3 separate regions of the Homo sapiens genome follow, and regions 1 and 3 are each linked to region 2. Evidence: chromatin contacts called from ENCODE Hi-C or POLR2A ChIA-PET data. All regions are on one chromosome and are shown on one strand. The core of a region is the stretch at or near the end of the contact, and the rest is flanking DNA. Distances in the headings are between cores, read along the strand shown.

Evidence for each region. Hi-C counts contacts between places; a loop is a spot of excess contacts on that map. ChIA-PET counts read pairs that join two places held with the same protein, here RNA polymerase II (POLR2A). Pooled maps may share reads with other maps.
Region 1: a loop to region 2 is called in a map of PC-3, with 2.8 times the contacts of the local background. The contact joins two enhancer-like sites. A Hi-C loop is called at or near these places in 1 of 168 maps with a recorded cell type or tissue (PC-3) and 4 of 50 pooled maps. POLR2A ChIA-PET finds 5 or more read pairs at or near these places in 1 of 52 experiments (WTC11).
Region 3: a loop to region 2 is called in a map of PC-9, with 6 times the contacts of the local background. The contact joins two enhancer-like sites. A Hi-C loop is called at or near these places in 1 of 168 maps with a recorded cell type or tissue (PC-9) and 6 of 50 pooled maps. POLR2A ChIA-PET finds 5 or more read pairs at or near these places in 2 of 52 experiments (OCI-LY7 and WTC11).

Annotation. Positions count from the first base shown.
Region 1 is chr3:186,411,223-186,415,752 of GRCh38, forward strand. No RefSeq gene overlaps it. Among named protein-coding and RNA genes, the nearest start is that of LINC02020, 27 kb to the right of the region's middle. RefSeq lists an enhancer at 2,914-3,633. Within about 2 kb of position 2,554, at least 24 of the 41 ENCODE cell types and tissues checked have a DNase peak (open chromatin) inside an H3K27ac peak, as active enhancers do.
Region 2 is chr3:186,750,609-186,754,848 of GRCh38, forward strand. No RefSeq gene overlaps it. Among named protein-coding and RNA genes, the nearest start is that of EIF4A2, 31 kb to the right of the region's middle. Within about 2 kb of position 2,568, at least 5 of the 41 ENCODE cell types and tissues checked have a DNase peak (open chromatin) inside an H3K27ac peak, as active enhancers do.
Region 3 is chr3:186,253,023-186,257,275 of GRCh38, forward strand. It overlaps DGKG (diacylglycerol kinase gamma), which reads right to left. Exons shown (of 25, transcript NM_001346.3): 18 at 71-160. Among named protein-coding and RNA genes, the nearest start is that of DGKG, 110 kb to the right of the region's middle. RefSeq lists enhancers at 2,025-2,084, 2,185-2,474, 2,505-2,554 and a silencer at 3,135-3,214. Within about 2 kb of position 1,854, at least 6 of the 41 ENCODE cell types and tissues checked have a DNase peak (open chromatin) inside an H3K27ac peak, as active enhancers do.

The DNA of each region.
Region 1 (4,530 bases), core at 1,304-3,803, 340 kb before region 2:
TCTGAGGAGGCTTCTTGGAGGAGGTGACCCTGGCATGAGACAGTCTGGCATACTGGTTCAGAACAGCAGCTCTCCAGTTAAATAGAGCTGGGTTTTGCTAGCTGTGTGACTGTGAATAAATTACTTAACCTCTTGGAACCTTGATTTCTCATCTGTAAAATGGGTATCAATAGGATATTATAGGCTGTTGTGAGAATTAATAGATGTAATGAGGTAAAATGGAGTTACGTAGATAATCTGGCTCATAGTAGGTTCTCAATAAATGTTAGATAAATGTGAACTCAAGTTGGACAAAGAAGAGGGAAAAGTGAGTTCTAGGCCAAGAGAATAGCAAGGAGGGGAGGAGTGGCTCTGAGATGTTGAGGATGAGGAAGCCAAAAGGCCAGACCATGGGGGTGGGCTAGGGGAAGGGCTCTGGGGTTGAGCTGACGACCATGTCTATGTCCTCCCTCTGCAGAACTTCCATCAGACCCGTGACCACATTTCCCCAGACTTGGAGGAATCTGGGGAATGGTGCACCTGGGAGACTCCTGGCCTCTGTAATAACCCTCATGTAGCACAGAAGGCAGAGAAACAGCAACCCCACCAGGCTTCCCAGGCCTGAGGAACAAAGAGGGCCTGGACAGGGAGCATCTCAGCAGGAACTGAGACGAACGGTGGCTTGAAGGGTTGGGGACGCCTTCCTGCATCTTTTTCTCTGGTGGAGAAGACAGAGAGGCCTTTGCTCTCTTTCCTGGAGCTGAGGTTTGGACAGTGAGGAGAAGCTCCAAAAGAAACTGAGAGTGAATTACTGTACCCATCAGAATCAAGTCTCCAAGTAAGATTTAACTTAATTTAGAAGAAAGGTAACCTTACTTTCCCATTGTTATGGACTAAGCTTCGTACCGTGTACATATGTATAGAAAAATACTAGGTACTTGTATTAATCATGGCTTTTACTTTCTGTATTCTGATGCTTTGGCACCTGGGGCCTTGCTGACTCTGGAGGGACTGCCCCTCCCTGGATGAGTCAATTCCTAGAGACAGCGAACAACTTGTCCATGAGTATGTCTTGGAAATGCAAACCAATCAATCCAGAGCCCAAGCTCCAGCCACCTCCATGATAAGGCTCTGGGTCACTACTCACCTGCCCTAATCATCCCAGGGCCAGGACCAGACAACAGAGACAGCCCCTATGCACCAGAGCCACTGGAATTATTTAAACCAGTCAATCTGAAGCCCCCTTACCCTGCCTGACCTGTTCCTTCCCATGAAACCACAATAAGAGCTCTTGCCCACAGTTTACCCCTCCTTCCGCCTCCTGATGTTTCCCTGTGGCCCTCTCCCCCCATGGCATGGCATACACCCTCCTTTTGGGAACTGTAATAAACTATCTCTTAATGGCAATTGTCAACTGGTCTGTTTGCCTTACTGTACCTCAAGTGTTCTATTAATACTATATATATATATATTATATTTTTGAGACGCAATCTTTCTTTGTCGCCCAGGCTGGAGTGCAGTGGAGCAATCTCGGTTCACTGCAACCTCCGCCTCCTGGGTTCCAGTGATTCTCCTGCTTCAGCCTCCCAAACAGCTGGGATTACAGACAAGCACCACCACACCTGGCTAATTTTTTGTATTTTTAGTAGAGGCAGGGTTTCACCACACTGGCCGGGCTGGTCTCGAACTCCTGACCTCTGGTGATCCCCCCGCCTTGGCCTCCCAAAGTGCTGGGATTACAAGCATAAGCCACCGTGCCCAGCCAATACACTATATTTTAAAATAATGCCATTTATTGTTTACCCTGTGCCAGGCAAGAGAACAAGTGATTTAGACACACAGTCTCATTGCATCCTCACAATCACCTTATCAGGAAGGTTCTATCATTAACCCTGTTTTAAAGATGAAGAAACGTACTCCTAGAGAAGTTGGGTCACCTGCAAGCGGCATAAGGCAGGCTGTGAACCCAGGTCTGCCTGATTCCAAAAACCACGTGCTCTTAACCACTGTACTCCATTACCATGTGTGGAGTGCCTACTGGGTGCCAAAATATAGCATAAGACAGAAGCAGCCAAGGCCATTCCCGGGGACCCCAGACCCCAAGGGAAATGCCTTCCTTCCCCCCAGCCCCTGGAGATGTCCTTGGCTGCCTCCTTCTCACTGTGCTCTTGACCTTGGCTACTCTTGGGCAGTACCCAAAAGACCCAGGGAACACACTTCCCCTATTCCATGTCTCTCAGGACAAATGAGGAATTACAAATAAACCGTATTAATTCATCTGTGAACTCCAAGCCTCTGGCACAGTACCCGGCAATATTTTACATGGTATATAGCACCTAACAGGCTATATTCAAAAAATATCAGAAGATAGACGGGAGGAGACGGTCACCATGCCAGGCAGGGAATGTTTCCAGGGAGAACTGTAGCTGCAGGGAGTGGGACTTATCCTGACTGCCCTGGGAGATCGCTAATTTAGAGCACACCAGTGTGACAGTACATTTCTTTTGAAATGCAACTCAAAATCCGCTTCCTCCAGGAGGAATGCCAAGTGGCGTCCCGGAACAGGACAAGTTGTACTTCACAGGAGATGGGAAGCTAGAGGGGGGAAATGCCATCATTAATCCACCAAGCAGCAGGGGGTGGGGGCGCTTGCCTCCAACAGGCATGGCTGGAAAAATAAGCAGCTCTGGCTTGTGCTCCTCCCTGTGTCCCTGCCACGACTGTGAAGGGCTAAGAACACAGCAGAAAAGGTTCCAGTTCATTTACAAGCCTCGGCTATTTTTAGTTCATCGATCCCTGGGCGCGGTGTGTGTGTGTTGAGGGGGGCCGGGGGACGGGGCTTGCAGAGCTCACGGTTTGAGGTGGAAGCTGGGGAAAGCTTTAGAATTCTTTTCATAGAACAGGTACTCTGTTCACTACGCACCATCCAGCCTCTGGAGACCTAACCGCTTTTCTTGGGGCAGGAAGAAGGAGCAGTGTCAGGGGAGGGAGGAGACTGAAATGAGAAAGGGAACGAGGCAAGAGGCGGTGACGCCCTTGTGCCAATGACCAAATTGGGTCAGAAAGAACAACCTTTTGAATGCAAGTCAGGAAATGTGAATCGCTGCCTCAGCAGGGCCAGGTGCATGCCTAGTGGGTGCCGGCCCAGCCTGACCAGGGAACTGTGACTGTACCTCCTGCCGCTCTAGAGAACCAGACCGATGACCATCTAGAAGTGCACTGATCTTTATTCCTTGCCTGGTGCCCTGTGGCCAGTTCAATTCCTATTATCAACCCCTCCTTAAAGCTGTCAGGGAAAAGGAAGGAGAAGTTCACATTTAAAGATGGATCTAAATGGTGAAAGAGGTGAAAATCATTGCCTTAAAAGAGATCACCTGTGGATTTTGTGAGTTATTAATTCTATGATCCCTACCGTGTCTGATTCTGATTGGCTATATATAAATTAAAAAACGGCTCTTTTTTCATATCACCTCTACAGCCCCTGCAAGTTAAAAATATCATTACCCGGCTTTTCTCCTTCTAAGTGTAGGCTGCTTGATTTAAGACATTTTGCAAACTTGTCTTTGTTCCAAGGATTTTTAAGCAAAAAAGGTGAGTCATAGTAGCAACTCAATAGATGTTGAGCTGATTTGTGTTACTAAGAAGTTGTGGGTAAATTGCAGTTTTGAATTTTTGGAAACGGAATCATATTGTAAATGTCCTGGACAGTTCAACAGTTGTGGGACTCCTCTGGCGAGTCCTATGCAGAAACCTCCTCTTACTTGAGTCACTCAGCAGCATTCGATGCAATCACCCATGGCTTCCTTCTTGAAACGGGTGTGATTCCTTGACCCTCACACTCACTTGGCTTGTCCCCAGGTTGCTGACTGTTCCTTCTCAGGCTCCTCTGCTGTCCTCCCTGCCTCTACCACACCTCAGTGTACTGGAAGGACCTGCATTCTACCTTTGTTCCTCCTGGCTTCATTTCCTCCTTCCTAGAGAAAACTGGAGGATGCCCATCCTGGCACTCTGATGACTCTCAAATTTCTGCCTGCCTTTTCTTTTCTTTTCTTTTCTTTTCTTTTCTTTTCTTTTCTTTTCTTTTCTTTTCTTTTCTTTCTTCCTTCCTTCCTTCCTTCCTTCCTTCCTTCCTTCCTTCCTTCCTTCCCTTGTTTCTTTCTTTCTCTCTCTCCTTTTTTTTTGTCTTGCTCTATCACTCAGGCTGGAGTGCAGTGTCATGATCTCAACTCACTGCAGCCTCTGCCTCCCGGGTTCAAGCAATTCTAGTGCCTCAGCCTCCTGAGTAGCTGGGATTACAGGCGCCAGCCACCACTCCTGGATAATTGTTTTGTATTTTTAGTAGAGATGGGGTTTCACTATGTTGGCCAGCCTTGTCTTAAACCTCTGACCTCAGGTGATCTGCCCACCTCGGCCTCCCAAAGTGCTGGGATTAGAGGCTTGAGCCACCGCACCTGGTCGACTGCCAAATTTCTATCTCTAGCTGGATCTCTCGCTGAGTTCTAGATGTGCAAACACCACTGCCTGCTGGCCATCATCACCTGCCTGTCCGTT
Region 2 (4,240 bases), core at 1,318-3,817:
CCAGCCTGGGCAATATAGGGAGACCCTGTCTCTACAAAAACAAAAAAAAATTAACTAGCCAGGTGCTGGTTGGGCACAGTGGTTCACGCCTGTAATCCCAGTACTTTGGGAGGCCAAGGCAGGTAGATCGTCTGAACTCAGGAGTTCGAGACAAGCCTGGGCAACATCTCTACTAAAAAATGGTCGAGTTTTTTTTTTTTTTTTAACCCATTTCTACTAAAAAATACAAAAAATTAGCCAGGCATGGTGGTGCGTGCCTGTGGTCCCAGCTACTTGGGAGGCTGAGGTGGGAGGATCACTTGAGCCTGGGAGGCAGAGGTTGCAGTGAGCCAAGAGCGTGTCACTGCACTAAGGTGTGGGCAACAGAGTGAGACCCTGTCTCAAAAAGAAAAAAAAATTAACCAGGCGTGATGTACAGTATAGTACAGGTGTGTGCCTGTAGTCCCTGCTACTCAGGAAGCTGAAGTGAGAAGACTGCTTGAGCCCAGGAGGTTGAGGCAATAGTGAGCCTTGATTGCACTACTACGCTCCAGCCTGGGTGACAGAGCAATACCCTATTTCAAAAAAAAAAAACAAAAAAAAACCGCCCAGGCGCAGTGGTTTCATGCCTGTAATCCCAGGACTTTGGGAGGCTGAGGCGGGCAGATCATGAGATCAGGAGATCGAGACCATCCTGGCTAACACGGTGAAACCCCGTCTCTACTAAAAATACAAAAAAATTAGCCGGGCATGATGGCGGGTGCCTTGTAGTCCCAGCTACTCAAAAGGCTGAGGCAGGAGAATCGCTTGAACCTGGGAGGCGGAGGTTGCAGTGAGCCGAGATCGTGCCACTGCACTCCAGCCTGGGTGACAGAGCAAGACTCCATCTCAAAAACAACAACAACAACAACAAAAATTCACATAAGCAGGTGTTAGTAGGGGAGGTGGGACTGAACCCAGGTATCTCTGACAACAGAATCCATGCTTATAACCATCAGATGTCAGCACCACATGGGCCTCACAGAAACACAGCCCCTGAACTGCCCCTGATTTGAATATTGAATGATGAGTAGAAGTTCTCCAGGCGGGGAAAGGAGGAAAAGCATTTAAATACTGAGCTCCACACCTCTGGGAATGCCGAAGGAGAGGGAGGAAGTTAGAGGTATACTAGGAAAGATTTCTGAGCTGGGTAGGAGGGCAGGACGAGAGGATCACTGTGGCCCACCTTCCTCCAAGAGCCTAGAATTGTAGAATGAGGCAATCTAGAACCTGATGGCTGCTTTAGTTGTAGAAACCTAACACGGGACCAGGAGGAAAAGGAGAAAAATAGGAGCACTGACATTTGCTCGGAGTTGCACTGAAAGAATAATGAGCATATGCTCATTTACAGCATTTAGTTCTTTTTCGAACATAGACTGCTTGGTCCTGAAATTTTATCCGTCTGAAAACAACTGTATGCTAGTTATCATGCTCTATAAATATTCACAGATAAGAGCTAGGAAAATGTAGGGCGGAGGCTATCCATATTTATTCATTTCAGTGTTAAAATCCATGATTAATTTTTCTCCACGTTTCCTGATACGTGTATTCTTTCTTTTCATATGCTGGTTTATATTATATACTTTAGTGTTTAATGTGGAAAATTTAGAAAATACAAAATAATGCAAAGAAGGAAATAAAAACTATTGTAATCTCACTGGCCAAAGAAAACTACTGTTGAAATTTTGGGCTGGGTGTGGTGGCTCATGGCTATAATCCTAGCACTTTGGGAGGCTGAGGTGAGAAGATCGCTTGAGCTCAAGAGTTCAACACCAGCCTGGGCAACACAGTGAGACCTCACCTCTAATTTAAATAAATAAATAAACAAGGCCAGGCGTGGTGGCTCACGCCTGTAATCCCAGCACTTCGGGAGGCTGAGGCATGTGGATCAACTGAGGTCAGGAGTTCAAGACCAGCCTGGCCAAAATGGTGAAACCGTATTTCTACTAAAAATACAAAAATTAGCCGGGTGTGGTGGTGAGCGCCTATAATCCTAGCTACTCAGGAGGCTGAGGCATGAGAATCGTTTGAACCTGGAAGGCGGAGGTTGCAGTGAGTGGAGATCATGCCATTGCACTCCAGCCTGGGCACCAAGAGTGAAACTCCATCTCAAAAAAAAAAAAAAATTTAAAAATTTAAAAACTAAATTAAAAAAAAAAAGAAATTTTGGTTATGACTTTCCAGAAATGTTTTCTCCAAGTGTATGCATGTATTCCAAAAACAGAATCAGGCTGTAAATACAATATGTAATCTCTATTTTTCACTTGATATATATTGTGATCTTTTTTAAGTCTTTAGATTTGACTCTTATAAATTATTTTATAATTATAAATATGTGAATGCCTTTTAATAATGATGCACTGCCGGAAAACTGCAGTGGGTAAGAAAAGTCAGTCAGTATGGTATTTGTCATTGCTATTATTGTGCTGTCCTGTGGCTGCCGTCATGAAGTGTGGATCCATAACATAGGTGGAGACTCATCTGTGAGTCATTAGTAGCTGACTCAAGAGGAACCAACAGTGTTTACTCTCTGAATAGGTGTTTCTGCATTTGAGAGGTGATTCAACTTACATTTTTAATCTTGTTCGAGTGAGTAAGGATTCTTTGTGAACTTGGAGCGCTGGTAGAGTGCTTTTCCTCATTGCTAGTAAAATAGGAAATGGAGGGACTCCACGCAGAACCCCCTTCCCAAGTTTACCTTTCCTCCTTTGCAGGGAACTGCTGCCTCCCAGAGGATAAATGCGCAGGTGAAGGTCTTAATGGGAAGCCCATGGCCGCTGGGAGAATGTGTTTCTCTTCTTAATGAATGCATTTCCCTCCTTTCTTTTTCTTGTTCTTACAGGGTTTCTGTGTAATTTCAGTGTGTCTAAGAGTTTTCTTTTCTTTCCTTTTCTTTTTTCAGTTGGAGTCTCGCTCTGTCCCCCAGGCTGGAGTGCAGTGGCGCTATCTTGGCTCACTGCAAGCTCTGCCTCCTGGGTTCAAGCGATTCTCCTGCCTCAGCCTCCTGAGTAGCTGAGATTAGAGGCGTGCGCCACCACACCCGGCTAATTTTGTATTTTTAGTAGAGATGGGGTTTCTCCATGTTGGTCAGGCTGGTCTTGAACGCCCAACCTCAGGTGATCTGCCCACCTTGGACTCTCAAAGCGTTGGGATTACAGGCGTGGAGCCACTGCGCCTGGCCCAATTTTTCTTTTTTGTGCAGTATATTATTGTTATTTTAGGGATTCAATTCTTCTATGTCTTAGTCTTTTTTTTTTTTTAATTGAGATGGGGTTTTGCTATATTGCTCAGGCTGGTCTCGAACTTCTGAGCTCAAGAAATCCTCCTGCCTCAGCCTCCCAAAGTGCTGGGATTAGAGGCATGAGCCACTGTGCCCGGCGTATTTTAGTCATTTTAAATGTGTTCCTTTCATGTTCTCTTTTAGATAGTCTTTCCATTATCCGAAATTCACAACCATGAACCTGGCTGTTTGTTGTTGGTGCTGACTCGCAGGCATGGTAAGTCGTTTCCATGTATGTCTGGAGTATAAGTTCATCGGTAGCAGGGCTTGGTTTTTCCTGAGAGAATTCACTGTGAGAAAGAGTCTTGGCACGTCTGTTCTCTGTTGACACTTGCCGAGAGTCTTGGAACGTCACTGGGCTTGTACACATTTCTGTAAGTTCTCATATTAGAGTTTGGGGTACCACATAGGTAAAAAAAATTCAAACTCTAAACCCCTAGGAGAAACTAAACTCTGAGATGTTAACAGTGAGGGAACATGGGTGAGAGGAATATGGAGAAACTCTGTGTACTACCTGGCAATTTTTCTGCAAACTTACAGTTATTCCAAAATAAAAAGTATTTTTTAGGCCAGGCATAGTGACTCATGCCTGTAATCCCAGCACTTTGGGAGGCCAAGGAGGGTGGATCACTTGAGATCAGGAGTTTGAGACCAGCCTGGCCACCATGGTGAAACCCCGTCTCTACTAAAAATACAAAAATTAGCCAGGCGTGAGGGCGCATGCCTGTAATCTCAGCTACTCGGGAGGTTGAGGCAGGACAATTGCTTGAACCTGCAAGGCAAAGGTTGCAGTGAGCCGAGATTGTGCCACTGCACTTCAGCTTGGGCGACAAAGCGAGACTGTCTCATATATTTATGTATACATAAATATATATGTATAAATATATATATATACATATATATATATATTTTAATGAAGCCCCTAGATTACTAAAGCCAATT
Region 3 (4,253 bases), core at 604-3,103, 500 kb before region 2:
AGCTCTGTAGAGCATCTCTGTAAACAGGAACACCTGTTCCCAGGGTACCACCATTAGCATGCAAACTCACCTCCTCCCCAGCGGAGACAACGGGCAAGGTCATTTCCTGTTCCAAGAGGCAGGACAGCCACTGGTGGATGCTTTGCAAAGTTGGCCTTATCTGCAAGACACACAGAGGAACAGAGAACCATATGCCATGGGACTGTAGAATGTTTGAGTTGTCTTTTTATCCCTGATCTGATGCTTGAACCCCTCCATAGCATTCTTTGTTTGAATACCACCCTGATGGGAAACACACTACTTCCTAAAGCCATCTATCCCATCTGCAGCGTGTTAACCACCACTAATTGAGTTAAATCTGTCCATTTGTATTTTATATTGAGCTAAATCTGTATCCCTGCAACTTGCATATGTTTATTCAAATTTCATCCTAAATCTGTCCTTTGGGGTGGCAGCATACACCCCAAAACATTAAGTTGCATGTTTTTAATCCTTAATGATAATCAGCACTTACTCCATTTATTCCTCAGCCTAACTTTGTAAGGGATTATCCTCCTTCAAGTAGCTGAAGAAACTGAGATTGACAGAGGGAAAGTAGTCTACAACCATTCTACCCTGAACACGCTCAATCTCATCTGACTGCAGCAGCTAGGCCTGGTCAATACTTGAATGGCAGACAGGGAAAGTAATTCCAGAGCCAGGATTCAAACCCAGATCTCTATGGCTCCAAGTCCATTCCCCTCCTCTCTTCAGGGGCCAGGCAGGTATACAGATTAGTAAAACAGGTGGGGCTAGGACACTAGGGAATAGTGGGACATTGGACAAGCTGAAGATGCTCACCTTCAACTGTTCACCACTCGAGTTTAAAAGTTTAAAAACTAACATTAGCTAAATGAACAAAACCTCCAGGTGTTATTTGGCCCCCACAACCAGTTTGTCACTTCCACCACCTCTCAGAATTGCAATGACACAGATTCCTAATTATTCCTCTTCTGACAGTTGTGAAGGACATCAGACAGAACCATCAGAGAAAGCACAATAGAACATGTTTTCATCTGGCCTCAGATCTACCGTGGCATATTGTCTAGGCTGGGAGAGCTGAAGAGGGCACAGGCATCCATCAGTCTTGGGGGTGGGTGGGTATTTCCATGAGACCTCAGCACGCATGGTGCCCCTGGATGTGAGCAATGTGATTGCGGCGTGAGGAGAGATGCAGGAATCAGCAGGGAAGGCTCAAGCTAGGGTTGTCCTGGCAAACTGGGAGCTCATAGGTCCTCCAGGTTGTCTGACCTATATCAGAAATGGCTGAGCGCAGGCAAGACCCAGGACTGAGATGGCCACTGGAAGGCTTGAGATAGAGAGCAAAACAATGCAATGGCCCCTCTCGTTGTCCTCAGAACATGTGTTCAGAGCACTGCCTCCCTGCCTTTGCACAGCCTGCTCCCTTTGCCTAGAAGGCTCTTGTTTCCTGTGTCTGCCCCTTCTTCTGTGTCCCCACCTCGGCAGGTCAACTGTTGTTATGGTGTTTAGGCTAGAAAGCTGTATGCCGCCCTAGGTTTTTCCTTTTCCCTCACACATCCATTCACATATCACATTCTATGTGTTGTCTCCTTACTAGATCTCCAAGCAATCTCTTCTCTCTATCCCCATGGTGATGCCTGAGTGCAGGTATGATTCCTTCCCACTGGTATCGCTGCAACAGCCTCCTCTCGGCTCTCTCCGCCTCCAGTTCCACCCTCCTAGTGTGTCACCCACACTTTCACCAAGAAGGGAAGTCCATGAACCACAGTCCCTCGCACTGGCTCACTGCTTTCACTTCTGGGATGGGGCTGTGTGGCTCCTCATGGCCCCATAGCCTACCACAGTAGGCCCAGGAAGCAGGCTCTGCCTTTCTCCCTAGCCTCATCCTTCTGCACATCCTGCCTCCCACGCAACATGTCAACCGTTCTCAAGTGTTTTCACTTCCTTAAAGCACAAAGCTCTCTGTGGCTCAGCTCAGAAGCTGCCTTTGGGAGACCCTCCCTAGTTGCCCCAGCCTGGACCTGGTGCCTCGTCAGAATATTTCCTTAGCACCAGAAATGATCTCTTTGTACTCTCTTGTAATTATCTCCTTGTTTGTTCCCTGAATGTATTGTAACCTCCCCGAGGGGGACTGGGTCTCATTCTCACAGCATCTTCATACATATCGACTGAAGCCTGCTATATGCAGATGCAGTGTTAGGTGCTCCGGCTCTGAGAGTGGGCAAAAAAGCCGTGGCTTGGGTTCTCATGGTGCTTACCGACTGTCCAGTGGGACAGACAGATAATAATGAGGAATCCATGGAGATAATGCATCATTTCACATTCACGTTGGAAAACAAACAGAGGAGCACTGTCGTATAAGAAGGTGACTGAGGCTGGTGGGTGTGTCAGGGGAGGCTCCCCTGAGTAAGCCACATGTCAGCTGAGATCTGGAGTGGAAGCTGACTGAGTGAAGGCTGGGGCAGCACTGCAGACAGGGTGGCCAACTTGTGTGAAGGCCCTGAGGTGCAAGGGAGACTGGAACGCCCAGGGGTCTGAGAGATGGGCCGGGACCTGAGTCCAGATGGAGAGGGATGGAGGTAGAAATAAGGCTGGAAGGGTGCGCAGCAGCTGGACCACCCAGGGCCCTGTAGATTACTTCAAGGGTTTTGTCTTTATCCCAAGAATAATGGAAGCCACTGGTGTGCTTTATGCACACCATGCACCCAGTGACATGCAGGAAAGATCGCTATGGGTGTAGGGAGAGAACAGATCAGAGAGGGGACCATGGGGGGGCGCTGCAGAGCACTGAACAAGTGCTGAAATGAGAGTGAACGGATGAATATCTTACGCAGTTATCCCTTTTGCTTCTGCTTTTTTCTCTTTGGGTCACTAACCTGTGAAAAAAACTAATGTTTCTTCCTCCTTCTGTGATCTTCCTTCTTTCTGTTTTGAGCAGCTTCTATCACCTGTGTCCTCTGCGGATGAACTGCATAAAGCTCTCCGCCAAAGCCTACTTCTCCCTCATGGTGGAGAGGGAGCCGTGTGAGTAGTCCGGTACCGCAGCCATCCACCCTCTGCAGATCAGCTTTTCCTTCCTTGGCTCCCGGAGGACTCCTCCCTCCTCCCACAAACAACTCCAGAGCCCAAGGTGACAGGAGAGCGTGGGTGGCTGCTTGGCAGGGCTGTGTCCATGGCAACCAAAGCGCCCGGGGGAGTGGCGGGCGGCAGGTGTACGGTCCTGCAGCCTTCTCGCCCAGCTAGGTGGTCTACTTACAGCCCCCGGAGGCACGGCTTTCTCTGCCCTGGTCACGGTCTAGTCCTGGCTTGTCCTTGACTTCCCTCGTCCTCTCATCTCCCACATACAGTCTGTCAGCAAATCGTATTGCCTTCACCTTCTAAAGATATCCAGAAGCTGGCCACTTCTCACCACCACTCTGTTTCTCCTGTGGTCCAAGCCCTGGACATCTCTCACTTGGACTGCTGCAGTGGCCTCCGAACTGATCTCCCCGCTTCTGCCCTCTTCTCTTAATCTGTCATGTTCCTCCTTTGCTCAAAACCATCCAATGTCATGGGACCCTCCCAGTATAAAAGCCATATTCCATAGAATGCCCTATATGTCCTAGTCACCTGGCCCCTCGTCACCTCTGCTTCATCCGCTGTAGCTTTTCTCGAATCCACTCTGCTTTGACCATGCTGGCCTGCCTCCAGCAGCCTGGCCTGCTCCCACTGCAGGGCCTTCGTCTTTGCTGTTCCTTCTGCCTGGACTGCCCTTCCTCAGGTATCCACTTGACTCACCCCTCCTCCAGATCTCCATGCCAATGTTGTCTTCTCTGTCAGGTGTTAGATTGCAGCCTTGAGCTCCCTGTGCCCCTTCCCTGCTGTACTTTAAACACTTCCTGACATACTATGTCTCACTTATTTAATTGTTCATTGCCTGTCTCTTTCCTCTACATGGTGTGCTCCATGAAAGTGGAATTTTTGTCCGTTCATTCCCTGCTGTATCTCCAGTGCCTTGGGGAGAGCTTGACACATCATGGAGCACAGGCAGCATTTTTGGGATGAAGAATGGAAAGCCCAGGGCTCATCGCTCAGGGCCCAGTCTCTGACTTTGATGACTGTCCTCCCCAGTGCTCCCCCGGCCGCTTTCTTGTCCTTATATTACACTTTGCAGTGTTTGTCTGGGTTCTGTAGGGTTAGATCTTGACTCTGCTTCCATCCCAGAATTTCAGTCAGTTTCCATCACTTACTGG